2 separate regions of the Homo sapiens genome follow, and region 2 is linked to region 1. A link is a loop called in an ENCODE intact Hi-C map of the cell type or tissue named here. Cell type or tissue: mammary epithelial cell. All regions are shown on one strand. Each heading gives the region's core, and the rest is flanking DNA. Links, peaks and the distances in the headings are about the cores only. Region 1 overlaps LINC00307 (long intergenic non-protein coding RNA 307). Region 2 has its middle 26 kb from the start of KRTAP24-1.

Evidence for each region. Hi-C counts contacts between places; a loop is a spot of excess contacts. Peaks named below come from ENCODE experiments on the same cell type or tissue, not always from the same donor. Only the 100,000 strongest peaks of a DNase experiment are listed, where the experiment ranks them.
Region 2: it touches region 1 in a loop (6-fold over the local background); 2 of 110 quality-filtered maps call a loop at or near these places.

What each region holds. Positions count from the first base shown.
Region 1 is chr21:30,202,748-30,211,091 of GRCh38, forward strand. It overlaps LINC00307 (long intergenic non-protein coding RNA 307), which reads right to left. Exons shown (of 3, transcript NR_038855.1): 2 at 6,991-7,178; 3 at 6,404-6,589. Among named protein-coding and RNA genes, the nearest start is that of LINC00307, 4.9 kb to the right of the region's middle. In mammary epithelial cell, for the core only: no CTCF peak of the experiment used is centred there; a DNase peak (open chromatin) is centred at 4,004; H3K27ac peaks cover 1,504 bases.
Region 2 is chr21:30,253,264-30,261,607 of GRCh38, forward strand. No RefSeq gene overlaps it. Among named protein-coding and RNA genes, the nearest start is that of KRTAP24-1, 26 kb to the right of the region's middle. In mammary epithelial cell, for the core only: a CTCF peak has its summit at 4,726 (motif pointing left); DNase peaks (open chromatin) are centred at 3,028 and 4,698.

The DNA of each region.
Region 1 (8,344 bases), core at 182-8,181:
CCAACGTAATAATGCCAGCTGTGTTCTAAATGCTAAAAGACTGCCTTTATGTCACAGCTTATTTTGAAATTTATAAGAATAGATGGGACAGAGATACTACTGGAGTATGCCTGCCACATTTGCTATAAAAGAAGAAAGAAAAGATTTGATCTGAGCCTCCTCACTATTAATGCAATATTTTCTCCTCAGCTCACGTTCTACAGTGAGTTGGGCAAGCACTCTGTGAAATTATTTCCACTACAAAGTCAGTAGAGTAAGAATGTAAAGTATATTCAAGACAGATATCCCAAAACTTGATGAAACCAGTAGCCTTTAGATCAATTAGTGACGATCTACTTTTAAAAAAATCCAGAGATCAATGAAGCAGAATAAATAGCTCAGAAACAGACAGTGAGATATGTATGCATTTTTACTTGATAAATAAGGCATCAGTAAACTACAGGGAATGGATTATTTAACAAATGGAGCTGAAAATTTTACTACTTAGGAAATTAAAAGTTTATATTCACCTTTTACCATGTTAAAAAAGTAAATTCTCTCTGTGAAATAAGATGGCTTGCTGGTTGAAATGTAAAAATCAAAGAGTGAAATGAAAGCAGAAACTGAATGTATTGTGTTGTGGTTTAAGGATAGAAATCAAAGTGAAACTGATATTTGTTTATATGAATTGTCAACTTATTTTTTTCCCACTTGGATATTTCCAAAACCCTTTAGTTAAATTTAAAATATGAAGCCTTTATCAAACTAGCTCTCAGTCTTCACTTAAGATGAGTAATTTTTCTTGAAGCATGGTAAAACAGCTGTCTTTCAATCATAAATATTTCCACAGATCTAGAAAATATTGCTGGCTGTGTGCAGGGGCTCATGCCTGTAATCCCAACACTTTGGGAGGCTGAGGTGGCAAGATCACTTGTAGCCAGGAGTTTGAGATCAGCCTGGGCAACATAGTGAGACCTCTTCTCTACAAAAATAAAAATAAAAATTAGCTGAGTGTGGTGGTGCATGCCTGTAGTCCCAACTACTTGGGAGGCTGAGTCTTGAACTCAGGAGTTGGAGGATATGGTGGCAAGCTATGATCAAGTTGCTGCACTCCAGCCTGGCGCAACAGAACAAGACCCCTCAAGACTCTCAAAAAAAAGGAAAAGATACAAAAATATTTTTTGATTCTTCCTTTTTTCTCTTGCTCACCTGTCATTTTTTATCCCCCTTTATAACTTCTCATCAATTTCTCATCAGCTTTTCTCATTGTTTGATTACTTTCCTCAGAGTTTAATGGTCTTTCCTCATCCTTTTCCTCCGCAGTCCTGTTTTGATTTTCTGCCAAGTTAAATATCTACTGTTTTTTGTTGCTGTTGTTGTTTGTAGAGATAGGATCTCACTATGTGGCCCAGGTTGGTCTTGAATTCGTGGCCTTAAAGGATTCTTCTATCTCTACCTCTCAACTTATCGCCCAAAATGCTGGGATTATAGGCATGAGCCACCATGCCCAGCTTGTTTTTCATATATTTATATCCTTAAAATATACTCATTTAGCCAGGCATGGCGGCATGCCTCTGTAATCCCAGCTGCTCGAGAGGCTGAAACAGGAGGATCACTTGAGCCCAGAAGTCCAGCCAGAGCAACATGGGAAGGCTCATCTGTTAATAATTAAAAATAAAAAACACTGTATACATTTATTGATTTTCCTCACTATTAAAATATTCAGTCACTAAAAAATGAGAGTAAAAAAATTATTAACAAAATAGTAATCACACTTACTTTTACATTTTCATCTTTTTCTTTTCAGCCATTCTTTTCATGTATACATATGCAAGTGCATTGTTTGTGTATGTGTGAGAGAGACAGAAGGAGAGAGAGAGAGAGGAGAGAGGGAGTTTAAATCATGATAATGGTAATTATGCACTTTAGAACTGTTTTTGTCCTATTTTGATAACATTATAGCATAACATTATATACTGACTCCTCAGTAGCAGGGAAATATGCATTGAATGGATGGATGCACCATCGTTAATTGAACCTTTCTCCCTGTGGAACACATAGACTATTTCCAACTTTCCATCATTATAAATAGTGCTTAGATTAATAGGCATTTACAAAACATTTGTGAACATCTCCGATTATTACTAAGCATAAATTTCTAAATTACAACATTTTATCTCACATGCCTTTTAAAAAAATTTTTGTCTTCCCTTGGGGAAAATGTAACTAAAAACAAAATCTGCCAACTCCAAACACCTCTCCACAAAGGTCACAGAGAAAGAAAACAATCTTATTTATGTTATTTTTTTTAATTTTATTTTTTTTTGAAACAGAGTCTCACTCTGTCTCGCCTAGGCTGGAGTGCAATGGTGCAATCTCAGCTCATCGCAACCTCAGACTCCCAGGCTCATGCAATTCTCCTGCCTCAGCCTCCCGAGTAGCTGGGATTACAGGCATCCGCCACTGCACCCGGCTAATTTTTGTATTTTTAGTAGAGACAGAGTATCACCATGTTGGACAGACTGGTCTTGAACTCCTGACCTCAAGTGATCCTCCCGCCTTGTTCTCCCAAAGTGCTGGGATTACAGGCGTGAGCCACCGCGCCCGGCCTTATTTTTGAATAAGCATTAAACTAGAATGTGGTGCACACCACAAGCAATCTGCTCAGAGATTGAAAAGACAGAAACAAACCTTACCTTTTTGCATAGCCATGCAGAAGCAACCGTTATATACATGTGTTCAAGATAAACAATACCTAGTTCTCAAGTAAGAGAACTTGGCACCATTTGTCACACAAAGTCCATCCTAAATTCACCTGGTAATTGGAGTGACCATCTGTGTCAGCTAATTAGCTTCATCCAGAGGAGAAACAAATTTTCTATGTCTTTATGACATGAGTTATTTTGCAAATTGGAGCAGATGTCCACTGAAGTTAGGCTCCTAGCCTTCCCCAGAAACCGGGAGATAGGGTTAGGGATGCTGTCTCCCTTCACATTTACATTAGGAAGAGATGGCCCAGGTCCTTGAGAAAGATATTCCTGGGTCATAAAACTGACGAAAGGTCTGACTTTTTCTTTTTTTTTTTTTTTTATAAGGAGTCTCTCTCTGTCACCACGCTGGAATGCAGTGGCATGATCTCAGCTCACTGCAACCTCTGCCTCCCGGGTTCAAATGATTCTCCTCCTTCAGCCTCCCGAGTAGCTGGGACTACAGGCACCTGCCACCACATCCAGCTAATTTTTGTATTTTTAGTAGAGATGGGGTTTCACCATCTTGGCCAGGCTGGTCTCGAACTCCTGACCTCAGGTGATCCACCCATCTCGGCCTCCCAAAGTGCTGGGATTACAGGTGTAAGCCACCATGCCTGGCCCAAAACACACCTTTTATATCATGTCTATGTTTCAAGGAATAAGTGTATGTGAAAGAAAAATTTCCCTTTAAGTTGTTTTTGTTGTTGTTGTTGTTGTTTTTTAATACTTTAAGTTTTAGGGTACATGTGCACAACGTGCAGGTTTGTTACATATGTATACATGTGCCATGTTGGTGTGCGGCACCCATTAACTTGTCATTTAACATTAGGTATATCTCCTAATGCTATCCCTCCCCCCTCCCCCCTCCCCCCACCCCACCACAGGCCCCGGTGTGTGATGTTCCCCTTCCTTGTGTTCCCTTTAAGTTCTTAACAACTGTACTGTAAGCCTGGAATGGACCAAAGATGGTTCCAAAATCGTTGGTGGTCTTTCCATTGAGAAGAGGGGCCTGTTTTTCTTCTCCTTGACCTGGGACTGTCTTTGACCAATTGCATATGGTGAAAGTGACTCGTATTTTTCCCCCTTTGGATTCTTAAAGCTCTCAGCTATTCTGCTGACAAACTCCCTTGGTGAAAAGATAAGGTGGAGAGGCCATAAGACCACATATAGGGGAATCATTGCCAAGGCACCAGGCAGTGAGGAAAACTGTTGACACTTTATACACTAGCTACTAACTGAAGAGGATGCTACAGGCCAGCTGAGCCCTGCCTAAATTCCTATCCCATGAAATAATATCTAAAAACAGTCCGTGTTTTGAGTCACCAAGTTTTGAGATTTTGTGTTATACAGCAAGTAAAGATTTCAGCCATTGTGGGTTCATTGGCTCAATGCACAGCAAGTTAATATACTGAGTGAGATACCAGAGATTGCGGCAGACAGAGTCTAATAATCATATGAGAAGGGAGGAAACCTCAAATCCTCCTCTCCAAGGAGTATGGGGCTGGAGGTTTTAAGGAGCTAGGAGTGGGCAGAAATGTGGGATCCGTGATTGGTGGCAGAGTGCAGAATGAAGTCTTGGGGCGGGGAGAGGAAGAAACTGCATTATCATCCTGATTTCATTCTTCTCTGGGGCTCTTCAAACTGGTAGCGTCAGGCTTCTGCTGGCATCCAGGATCTGAAGAACATCTTGAACAATTCTTAAACAAAAGCCTTATGATTCTAACTTTGGAAATCCTATCTATGGAAACAGTGGGCATGCAAATCGTCCGTATCTGGTGCTATGTGGCTTTTAGTTACAAGGAAATGGGCCAAAGGGCAGACTGATGAATGCTTAATTATAACTGTATTTCTGTTCAGAACCTGACATGTAGTTCTTGTTAACCCTGTGAATACAGTATCATAGTCAGAGCAGGGCACAATGCTGAGTCATGTTTTTTTTTCTTTTTTCTTCCTTTAATAAAAGTAAAAGAGCACTGTATTAAGATTCAGGGCGGGCTGCAGTTGAACCAGGAGGATAGGCTTCCTTTTCCTCTGAGGGTTTCTCAGCTTTAAAGCTGGAGAGCAGTTTGATTTCCAAAGTATTTTTTTAACTTTAATATCTAATAAAATACAGTTTCTTTTTCAAAGAGGATCTCCATGTAGCCACGAAAAAATATCTACTTTCATATCAAAAATTAAAAAAGCAACATAAAAAAGTAGCCCAATTCAGAAAAAAAATAGGGGAAAAGATTCATTTGTGATGCTCACACAAATGTATTTCTACCAGGTTGCAGATTAAAAACAAAGGAAAAAGATCTTCAATCACAGACCTCCTTCCGTCTCAGGAGGGTTTCAACAACTCAAGTGCAAAATAGAGAGATCAGTAAAGAGAGAGGCAACCGTAGACAACCAATTTAATAACCATAGAGACTGGTGGGGAGGAGGGGGATGGGTATCAGAAAAACCAAGCAAGAGGGAAAAAGCTGAGTATGGAGATGGATTGGGGTTGTTTGCTCAATGCCTGTGTTAATAAAATTTATTCTATCTTTTAAAAAAAGTTAAATAACAAATGCCAATTATTATTTTATTTTAGCCCACTGGGTAAGAAAGGTTATATAAATTCTTCCCTGAATCAGGAAAATGCTCAACTCTGATATTTTTTATTTTTCTAAAAGGTTCTTTTAGTTTTCAGCATTTTCATATGCACTTTATTGGCATTTGAAAAGGAATCAGCCAGGCACTGTGGCTCATACTGGTAATCCCAGCAGATTGGGAGGCCGAGGCAGGACGATTGCTTTTGAGATTAGCCTGGGCAGCATAGGGAGACCTCATCTCTAAAAAAAAATTAAAAATAGCTGGGCGTGGTGGCTCCAGCCTATAGTCCCAGACACTTGGGAGGCTGAGGTGGAAGGGTTGCTTGAGCCCGAGAGGTTGGGGATGCAGTGAGCTATGATTGCACCAACTGCCCTCCAACCTGGGGGAAAGAAAGAGAAAGGAGGGAAGGAAGGAAGGAATGAAGGAAGGGAGGGAGGGAGGGAAAGAAAGAAAGAAGGAAGGAAAGAGAGAGAGAAAGGAAAGAAAGAAAGAACGAAAGAAAGAAAAAGAAAGAAAGAACGAAAGAAAGAAAGAAAGAAAGAAAGAAAGAAAGAAAGAAAGAAAGAAAGAAAGAAAAGAAGGAGGCAGGCAGTTAGGAAAGGGGCAGGGAGTGGGTTTAGCAATGTGCAATGAGCATCTAATAAATTAGAGTTGCTCTTCAAAGAGGATCCCCATATAGCTATGAAGAGTTAGCTACCCATAGGCGTATATAAGTAGGTGTGGGGGAGATATACAATACATGGTGATTTGAAGGACACGAAGGAAGCTCAGAGAGCAATAGTGTAGGGTAAATCTCTTTCCCAGAAGGAGCGTGGGGTGGTTGACACACTTCTGTCTCACAGCAGGACTGAGCTAACACAGCGTGGTGTGGCACAGGGGAAGATGCGTGGGTGCAGCCAGGAAGAAAGAGGTCAAGCAGAGGCCGGGATTCAACCACCCCGACAATAAAGGATGACAAGGGCATTGCCGGTGATCAAATGCCTGAAGGACAGAATTTCTGAATGGCAAAGAAGTAACATGGAGTCTGACCAGACCAGAATATGGGCACCACAGGGCCCATGACAGAAGACCAGAAGGAAAAAGAAGGCTAGGCCATTCGATGTTTTGTGGTTTTGTTTATCTGGTTTGTTTTCCCATGCTTAAGATGTTGAACTTGTCTGCAGGGCTGGGAAAGAATAGTTCTGAATTTGAGGATCAACTTTGCCATATTGGAAGTAGTTTCCTTCACTTTTTTACTTGCTGGGTCCTATTTGGTGTTCCCTTACATAATTTCAGGATCTTTTCCCCTGTGGAAGTCAAGTTGCTACCATCAGCAATAGCCAATCCTGGAGTGGCAGGAATTCTTGCTGTACGTGGTGACCTAGTGACCTTAAAGTTGCTATCTGACTACTGGGAACCTGGTAAGCAGCCTCCGCACTCCCAGCTGTCCAGTGTCCTCACTCTCTGGTCTTACAGTCTCCAAGGCCCCAGGCTAAGTAGGAACCCAGCCTATGAATAAGTCTCCCAAGGGTTTTCTGGCCCCGAGGTTATCCCCCTGAGACAGGTGAACAAAGCCTTCCCTCCTTCCAGGGTTACTTGTGAAGCAAGGAGGGCCTGAGTTTCTCTCCCACCCTCTCACTCCGAGCAGACATTCAGGCCTGGCCTTGAGCCTCTACACCAGGAATCCCCTCCTTCTTCTTAGACTCACCATTGAACACAATGCTTCTCTTTCTTCCCGGAAGGTGGCAGCGCCTGAAACGTCTCAGAAAGCTTCCAGCCTCTGCCTGCTGGGCCTCGGCAGCAATTTGGCTTTGTTTCAGCAGTTGGATCACAGTTGAGAGGAGGGGGTTGCAGGGATACTGACAGGGAAGTCCTTCTCAGGACAAGGAAGGAGGCCTGGTGAATGGAAATACAAGGCCTACAATTGGAGTCCAAAAAAATAGAATGTTATCCCACAGGAGAAGGTAATAGATGTCAGGCACTAAAAGCAGTAAATCATCTAGAGGTTAAGAGGGGAATGAGAAGGGAGTCAAAATGTAGCAAAGATGGATGAGGAGGTCACTTTAGTGTTCAGGGAGAAAAAATGCTGTGACCAGTGAATCACAGGGAAGACTTGAGACATATATTATACACATATTAATCACAGAGAATATATATATATATAGTCTCCCTAATTCTAATTCAAGGTACATATATATATATATATATATATATATAGTCTCCCTAATTGTAATTCAAGGTACGTATGTGTATATATATATATATATATATATATATATATATATATATATATATATATAGTCTCCCTAATTCTAATTCAAGGTACATATATATATATATATATATATATATATATAGTCTCCCTAATTCTAATTCAAGGTACATATATATATATATATATATATATATATAGTCTCCCTAATTCTAATTCAAGGTACATATATATATATATATATATATATATAGTCTCCCTAATTCTAATTCAAGGTACATATATATATATATATATAGTCTCCCTAATTCTAATTCAAGGTATATATATATATATATATATATATATATATAGTCTCCCTAATTCTAATTCAAGGTACTTAATGTCAATGAGATAATATAAGATATGTGTGTGTATTTATATATGCATGTTACTTCATTGAGACTCTGTGTTCTTATAATTTAATATCTAATTCACAGAATTTTTAAAGGATCAATGAGGTAAAGAAAGAAAAACACCAAAAACATGGGTGGGCATGCAGTTCAGCTACATTCCTCGCTCTTGTCTCTTCTTGTTAGTTGTAAATGCCTTGAAAGCAAAAACTGTCTTGTCCATCCTGGATTCTCTAGCACTTACAGTACTGTAGCTTAATAACTGTTTCACGATGCATGAGACTGCCATTTTGGATACAGAATTAGCAGAAGGGGGGTCATGGTGAGAGCAACAAGTGGTACAGTATGAAAAAGAAGAAAATATTATTATTCTATTTGGTTTGAAAAGTAGCTAGAATAGGCAAGATTGATATCTAATTCATTATTTGCCCAGTATTGTGCTAAGGACTTGATGTATA
Region 2 (8,344 bases), core at 156-8,155, 50 kb after region 1:
GCTTTTATACAAAAGACAGGCAATAACAAATGCTGGTGAGAATGAGAAGAGAAGGGAACCCTCGTACACTCTTGGTGTGAATGTAAATTAGTACAGCCAAGATGGAGAACAGTATGGATGTCCCTCAAAAAACAAAAATATATTTACCATGTGATCCAGCAATCCCATTGTTAGGTATATACCCAAAAGAAAGGAAATCAGTATATCAAAGAGATATTGCTTTCAATGGCAAAAATTGTAATTACTTTTATACCAACCTAATATATGCACTCCCATTTTTATTGCAGTAGTATTCATAATAGCCAAGATTTGGAAGCAACCTGAGTGTTCATCAACAGATGAATGGATAAAGAAAATGTGGTACATATAAACAGTAGAACACTATTTAGCCATAAAAAAGAATGAGATTTTGTCATTTACAACAACATGGATGGAATTGGAGATGACTAGATTAAGTGAAATATGCCAGGTGTAGAAAGTCAAACTTTGAATGCTCTTGCTAATTTATGGGAACTAAAATTTAAAACAGTTGAACTCATGGAGATAGACAGTAGAATGATGGTTACCAGAAGCTGGGAAGAGTAGGGTACAGGGGAAGTGAGAATAGTTAATGTATACAAAAATATAGTTAGATAGAATGAATAAGATCTAGTATTTAATAACTCAACAATGACTACCACCAACAATAAATTATTATACATGTAAATATAACTAAAAAAGTACAATTGGCTGGGCACGGTGGCTCACGCCTGTAATCTCACCACTTTGGGAGGCTGAGGTGGGCGGATCACATGAGGTCAGGAGTTCAAGACCAGCCTGGCCAACACGGTGACACCCCGTCTCTACTAAAAATATAGAAAATTAGCTGGGCGTGGTGGCGGGCACCTGTAATCCCAGCTACTCAGGAGGCTGAGGCAGGAGAATCCCTTGAACTTGGGAGGCAGAGGTTGCAGTGAGCAGAGATAGTGCCACTGCACTCCAGCCTGAGCAACAAGAACGAAACTCCATCTAAAAAAAAAAAAAAAAGCATAATTGCACTGTTTGTAACAGAAATAGATGATAAATGCTTGAGGGGATGAATACCCCATTTACCCTGATGTGATTATCATGCATTGTATCAAAATATTTCATGTACCCCATAAAAATTTCAAAAAAGAAAAAAAAGAGACAGAAATTTCTCATCAATATCCATTTCAAGGTGCATCATAAGGTTGGAAGTACACCATTTTCTAAACTTACACAATTCCTATTTTGTTCAGGAAAACATATGCTTAGTTATAAATAGTCATCCCTCCTTACTTTCCTGCAATAGGAATAGAGATGCGACCACGCCCTGGTCAATTAGATGTAAATAGAAATCAATGAATGGGGCACCTGAATAGCAATTTAAAGGGAGCCATATTTAGGTGGTCTATTTCTTTAGCTGTTTATCTTTCTCCTTTTCTCCTTTGTCCTATCTAGAATAAGCATCTGATACCTGAAGGTAAAACAGCTCTCTGGGGGAAGTGAGAATAAAAGCCACACACTGGGGTTGGTGTAACAGAAAGCTGGAATTATCTGGGTTTTTAATGGCATCGTGGAGAAGTCTTACCAGCCTTGACTTACCTATGTCTCCCCCAGTTTTGGTATGCAAGAAGAAAGACCTTTGTGTTGTGAAGCCAGGGTAGGCAGTTTTCTGTTTTCTGCAGCTCAATGCAGGCCTAACAAATGCATTTACTTCTATCTAGGACTTGCAAGGCTTTTTATTTATCTATACCACTGAAAATGGCAAATAAATCATGTTTCTTGCTTCTAAAACAATTACCAGTTTTGTCTTTAAACATTGCATAAGATAATATAATGTTTATAGAGACAATTTAATTTTAAAGAAACAGGGAAGTTAAATAAAACAATGCATATTTCATCTCTGTTATAGAAAACACATTGATCTAAGCCATGGGCCCACATCTATAATTAAGCCATAGCCCTTGACACAAAGTGTTCGCATTCTAGTGGGTAAGAAAAATGTATATGGATAGCTGTGACACTGTCTGACAAGTGCAATAAATATAATATTTCCAAAGCTCAATCCAAACCCTTCTCAAAATCATTTTTTCTTTATTTTTTCTTTATTTCTCAAAATCATTTTCCTTTTATCACAGGGCAGCATTATTAACTCAAGTCCCATCACTCACCCAAGACTCAAATTTCAGGATCTTGCTTCTCCTTCATGCTTGCAATCAATCCAATTTCCCTTAAATGTGTACCACATCTATCTCCATTTATGGTACCACTGTTTATATTCAGCAACCACCTAAGAATTATTGCACTAACCAGTTGACTGGCTTCTGTATCCTTCATCTTTTTTAACTCCTTTATGTTTTTATACCTGTTACCACAGTCATAAAAGTTTTTTTCTTTAAAATCTGTTTTTGTTTCCCAACATCTACCAGATAAAACCTAACTCCTTAAGGTGACTGATGTGTTAGTGAGAGTTCTTCAGGGAAACAGAATGAATGGAGTAGTTATAAATAAAGAGATTTATTATGAGAGGTTAACTTATGCCTGTAAGGAAGCTGAGAAGCTCCATGATCTGCTCTCTGCAAGTTGGAGGGACAGGAAAATCAGTGGTATAGTTCCAGCCCAAGTCCAAAGGCCTGACACCTGGGGAAAAAAAGATGTAAGTCCATGTCCAAGTCGAAAGGCCAGAGAACCAAGAGCTCCAGAGGATAAAAGAAGAGAGATGGTCCAGCTCAGCAAAGGAAGTGAATTTGCCTTTCCTCTGCCTGTTTGTTCTATTCAGGCCCTCAACAGATTGGATCATGCCCACCCATGCTGGGGCAAACCATCTTCTTTACTCAGTCTATGGATTCAAATACTAACATGCTTCCAGGCACACCTTCATCGACACACCCAGAAAGTAATGTTTTACCATCTTTATGGGCATCTCTTAGACCTGTCAAGTTGACAAATAAAATTAACCATCACATCTGATAAGGCCTATAACCCAAACTAGGTGCCCACAGCATAAGTGCCAGCCACCGTGGGCAACTGGGAGTTCCCGGAATGTGTCATGCTCTTTCAGGGCCCCTCCGGAATGTGTCATGCTCTTTCAGGGCCCCTCCCTATGCCATGGGAACCCTTCTATTCTCTTCTCTACCTGACTTGTAAGAGTCTTTGTGGAAGCTTTTCTTTTCTTCCCTGGTAACTTTAATTCTCTACCCTCTCCTGGCTCATAGGACTTTCTTCATTTTTTCCTTCCTTGTCCCTCTCTCTGCCTTCCCTTCTTCCGCCTCTTTCTCCTATTCCCTCTTTCTTTTTCTCCATTTTTCCCTTCCTTGCTTTCTTTTTTACTTTCTTCCTTTTCTTTCTTTCTTCCTCTTCTCCCTAATCTTTATACTAGAATAATTTGTTGATATATTTGTGCTTCGTAAAAGTCCATGAGGTCCTTGCAATAGGTCACTTTGTGTTACAAAGAACCTGGTTTTTATTTTTTATTTTTTGATCAAGATGTTAAGATCTAATTTCAAAACATATGGAAATAATTGCATACATTTAACATTACTGTTAAAAAAACTCTCTTAAATCCTTTAGGAAACAATAATATTATTTTTGAGACAGGGTCTCACTCTGTCACCCAGGCTGGAGTGCAGTGGCACGATCATGGCTCACTGCAGCCTTGACCTCCTAGGTTCAAGCAATTCTCTCATGTCAGCTTCCTTAGAAGCTGGGACTACAGGTGCGCCCCGCCATGCCTGGCTTAGTTTTATTTTTGTATTTTTGTAGAGACAGGGACTCACTATGTTGCCCAGATGGGTCTTGAACTCCTGGGCTCAAAAGATCCTCCTGCCTTGGCCTCTCAAAGTGCTGAGATTACAGGCATCAGCCACTGCACCTAGCCAGTATTATTATTAACAGGAGTAATAACTAATACATCAATTACATTACTATGTGACAAGCTTTGTGTTTGAGCAAATATTCAACATGTTTTTGTTTGTGTGTGCACAATCTGGACAATTATATATGTTGATAAATATATAATGTACATGATTATAGGCATTACATGAAAAAACATGAGAAAATATATAATTCGTTTTTTAAATGTGTATAATTTTTTGTTGAATTCAGTGTTAAATTTGTGTAAGTTAAATACATATATATTGTGACTCACTTATATTCTGTCTGGTTTTTCATTGCCCCAAATTTGATTAAAATTTATTCTTCAATCTTTCTGAAATGGGTTTAGTTTATAGAATGAGGAGTAAATCTAATAAAGCTATTCAAGGCCTCATCATATTTTCCCCAGCCTTAAAAAAAAAATCCAGAGAATAAGATCTAATTTCATAACATATGGAAATAATTGCATACCTTTAACATTACTGTTAAAAATCTCTTAAATCCATTAGAAAATAATAATATTGTTTTTGACACAGGGTCTCACTCCGTCACCCAGGCTGGAGTACAGTAGTGAGATCACGGCTCACTGCAGCCTCCAACTTCTCTTCACCAGCAAACAACCCAGGCCTAGATCTCCAAATTCTGAAATACAAAAATGCTGCCCTTTCTCATCTCAGTATTCAGAAGGTGGCAAAAAGCACTCTCCTTTTCAATCTTCAACTCCCTACCCCAATACAGATTTTCATACTGGCCTTGACTCAACAGCAGATCTTCTCTGCGCTCAGCATCCAGGGCTGCCCAACTTACACTCAGAGGGCTAATTAATTCCTGCCCCCTGGTGGTAAAATGTGTTGTCTTTAGGAACGTGAAAGCTTGGCTGCCCTAAGAGAGGTGAGAGACACCTTTTATTCCGTCCTGAAGAGATAATGGCCACAAAACAAGGTCTGATGTAGTTTCTCCATAGGCCACCCTGCTAGTATAACCTCTCAGTTACTCTCTCTGATTTATGTTTCCTCTTTAAATTCTGATTCGGGTATTTTGATGATCTGCTCAAACGGCTCTTGGCTCAAGTCATTCAGCTGGGCCCAGGTTTGATAGCAAATATGCTTGCAGAAAACCCAAGCTAAAGACATGTCAAACAAACTGGGCATAAAACACAACATCGAATCCTATTTTTTTTTTTCTGAATCTCCAACTCCCAAGTAATGTGTAGTTAAGGAGCACAGACAACAAGTTAATTCGGTGCTCCCCATAATTCCCAAGCCATGTTCAGGGCCCTGCCTTCTAAAACTTTCAGGGGTTACCAAAGTATCTCTCTCAATGGACCTGTGCTTCCCATTTCGCTTGCTGAATTTGCAGGGAAGCAATACAGTGTCAAACTGTGGTTCTCAACCCAGGTGATGTGCCTGCCTCCCAACCCCACCTAGGACACATTTGGCAATTTTCACATTGTGTGCGTGTGTGTGTGCGCGCGCATGCGTGTATATGTGTGTGTGTGTTTTGAGGGTACCAGTGCTACTGGCATCTAGTGGGTAGAAACCAGGGATGCTGTTAAGCATCTTATGATACACAGTAAAGTCCCCATCTTCAACTAATAATTCAGTCCAAATATCAATTGTGCTGAGGTTGTTAGGCCCTGGTGGAGAGGTTTAAAGATTCTGGAGTTAATCAGACTTGCTTTGTATCCTAAATCTGTCTATTAGGTTCTCTGAAACCTAAGTATCGTCATATATACAACAGGAAAAATAAGTTTCACCTTAGGGTGGTGTAATGGCTAAATGAACTCATCCATACAAAACACTTATCCACTTATCACAGTGTCCACAGAATAAGCACTTACCATATATGTTGTTATTATCACTAATTTTATTAACACTTCTCAGTTCAAAATGAATAAAGAACTTTTCAAATTAAAATGAAAGACATATATTAGAATTCTAATAAAAATGTATTTGATACAAAAAAATTTACATACAATTTTTACCATCCTGCAGTAGAAGTGAAATGTTTCTTGCATTGCTACTCATTGGCACAATTGTTGGCTTTTGGTAACTTTTTTCATAACTGAAAATTGTTGCTCAAATATTTCTGCTATACCAAAGGAGTAACTCAGTATATGTGCAAATAAGTCATTTAAAATAGTTACCAAATACCATCAAACATATTATTTCTCTCCTGATTCAGTTCCCTTGGGTCAAAAGTCCTTATTCTTGGAGCTGGTAGAAAGACTTTCTCCACTGACACTATAAACGTTGTCTCTCTTGAGATATCTTATGTTTGTGTCAAGCTTGCTATCTTTAGGTACTCATAAAGTCATCAGTGTTTAAAGGAGCAGACCATGACAGGGTCCTTTCCACAGCACTGGGCCATCTCTTGTCACGGGCACCCAGGTATCTCATAAAAGTCTATCATGCAAGTAGTGTCTTCAATGTCTTCTCTCTGGTTCTCATTTCTTACAAGCGATTTCTTGAATTCTTGGAAAAAGTTTTTCATAGTAAAAAGAAATAATTCAAACACAGCTCTGTGTCTACCCTACTTTTCAAAAATTAACTCCTCTGCAACTTCATTTTAACAAAAACCTGCAAACCAAACAACAACTTTAAAGGTAAACTTTGATTAAACACAAGAATTTACATTCCCAAAAAACAAAGAACTTAATCTCTTCACTGTGAGCTACTAATAAGATAATGGAAAATTGCTTTATATTTTTATATCTTAAGGTGTACCCTGGATGATTTGTATCATGTAAAGACACAGACTGCCCTGAAAACACATTGAAGTTTCTCTGAGGATAGAAATTGATTTCAATTTTTCTCTTCTTTCTCTATCTCTCCCGAACACCCCCTCCCCCACCACCCCACCACAATTTAAGTGTCTAATTAGCTAGAGCATTTTGTTACGTATAGCATTATTTCAGAATGTACTCATATAAAATTTGAGCATTGTCTACACTTTTGAATGGGTTGCAGTAAATCCAACCCTATGTTGATTTACAACTCTTGCAGTAAAATCATGGGATTAGAGCATTCTGCATTGGAATGAATCTTGTAGATCAAAAAACACTGAATTGGAATGTATTTTGTAGGCTATTGGGTTCTAAATTTGGATATAAGGAAAGCGAAGGAAAGAAATGAGATGATACAAGTAGGCCCCACAGTGAGAGGGGACTGTGCTTCCTAAACTGAGATGGGAGATATGTGAGTTACACATGAGTTAATAAACTAAATACACATATAATTGGCTTACTTAAGGAAGAGGTCTAAGATACAGACCCTGTGCATAGTATTATAAAGATTGTATCATAGACACATGCCATCTGGGTTATTTGTCTAAGTACCTACAACCAAAGTATTCTCCAACAGAGATAATTAGGGGAAAAGACAGGACATTCTATATGATTTTTAAGAAAGGAGAATGAAGTGGAACAGAGTACTCGTGAAAGGTTCATACTTCAGAAATAGACGGTTAGCTATGGTTTCCATAGAAGAATAAAATAAATGATAATCTGTCAGCTTAGATTGCTCTTAGAAAGCAAAGAAAGCAGTGTGGTGATTCCGCAAGAGCTAAAAACAGAACTACTATTTGACCCAGCAATCCCATTACTGGATATATACCCAGAGGAATATAAATCATTCTACCATAAAGACACATGCATGCAAATTCTCATTGTGGCACTTTTCACAATAGCAAAGACATGGAATCAACCTAAATGGCCATTAAGGACAGATTGAATAAAGAAAATGTGGTACATATACACCATGGAATACTGTGTAGCCATAAAAATGATATCATATCTTTTGGGGGAACATGGATGGAGCTGGAGGCCTTTATCCTTAGCAAACTAACACAGGAAACTACAATCAAATACCACATGTTCTTACTTATAAGTGGGAGCTAAATGATGACAACTCATGGTCACAAAGGGAACAATAGACACTGGAGCCTACTTGAGGGTGGAGAGTGGGAGGAGGAAGAGAAGCAGAAAAAATAACTGTTGGGTACTAGGCTTAGTAAGTGGGAGATGAAATAATCTGTACAACAAACTCCCAATACATGAGTTCACCTGTATAACAAACCTGTGCACATACTCCTGAACCAAAAATAAAGCTTTTCTAAATAAAGAAAGCAAAGAGCAGACCCAAATAACATTTGTAGTACCTGAAGACTTACGTGCAAAATAGATCAATCAACAGAGATATGCTGAATGAATTAACAAACCCAAAGAAAAGTTTTCTGTGTTTTTTGTTTTTCACAAAAGACCCTGTGTCTGTCTGATAATATATTTGAGGGAAGATTCGCATTTTGGAGGCCTTCATATTACAGAAAGTCAACGCTTACATGTATTATTTTTATGTCTATAAAAATAGCGACTGAGCCAACATGAGAATCATAATAGTGTTTCCTTATTATCTTCTGTGACCAGTTTCTGTGTCCTTAAGGAGGGGCGATATGAAAATATATTATCAGT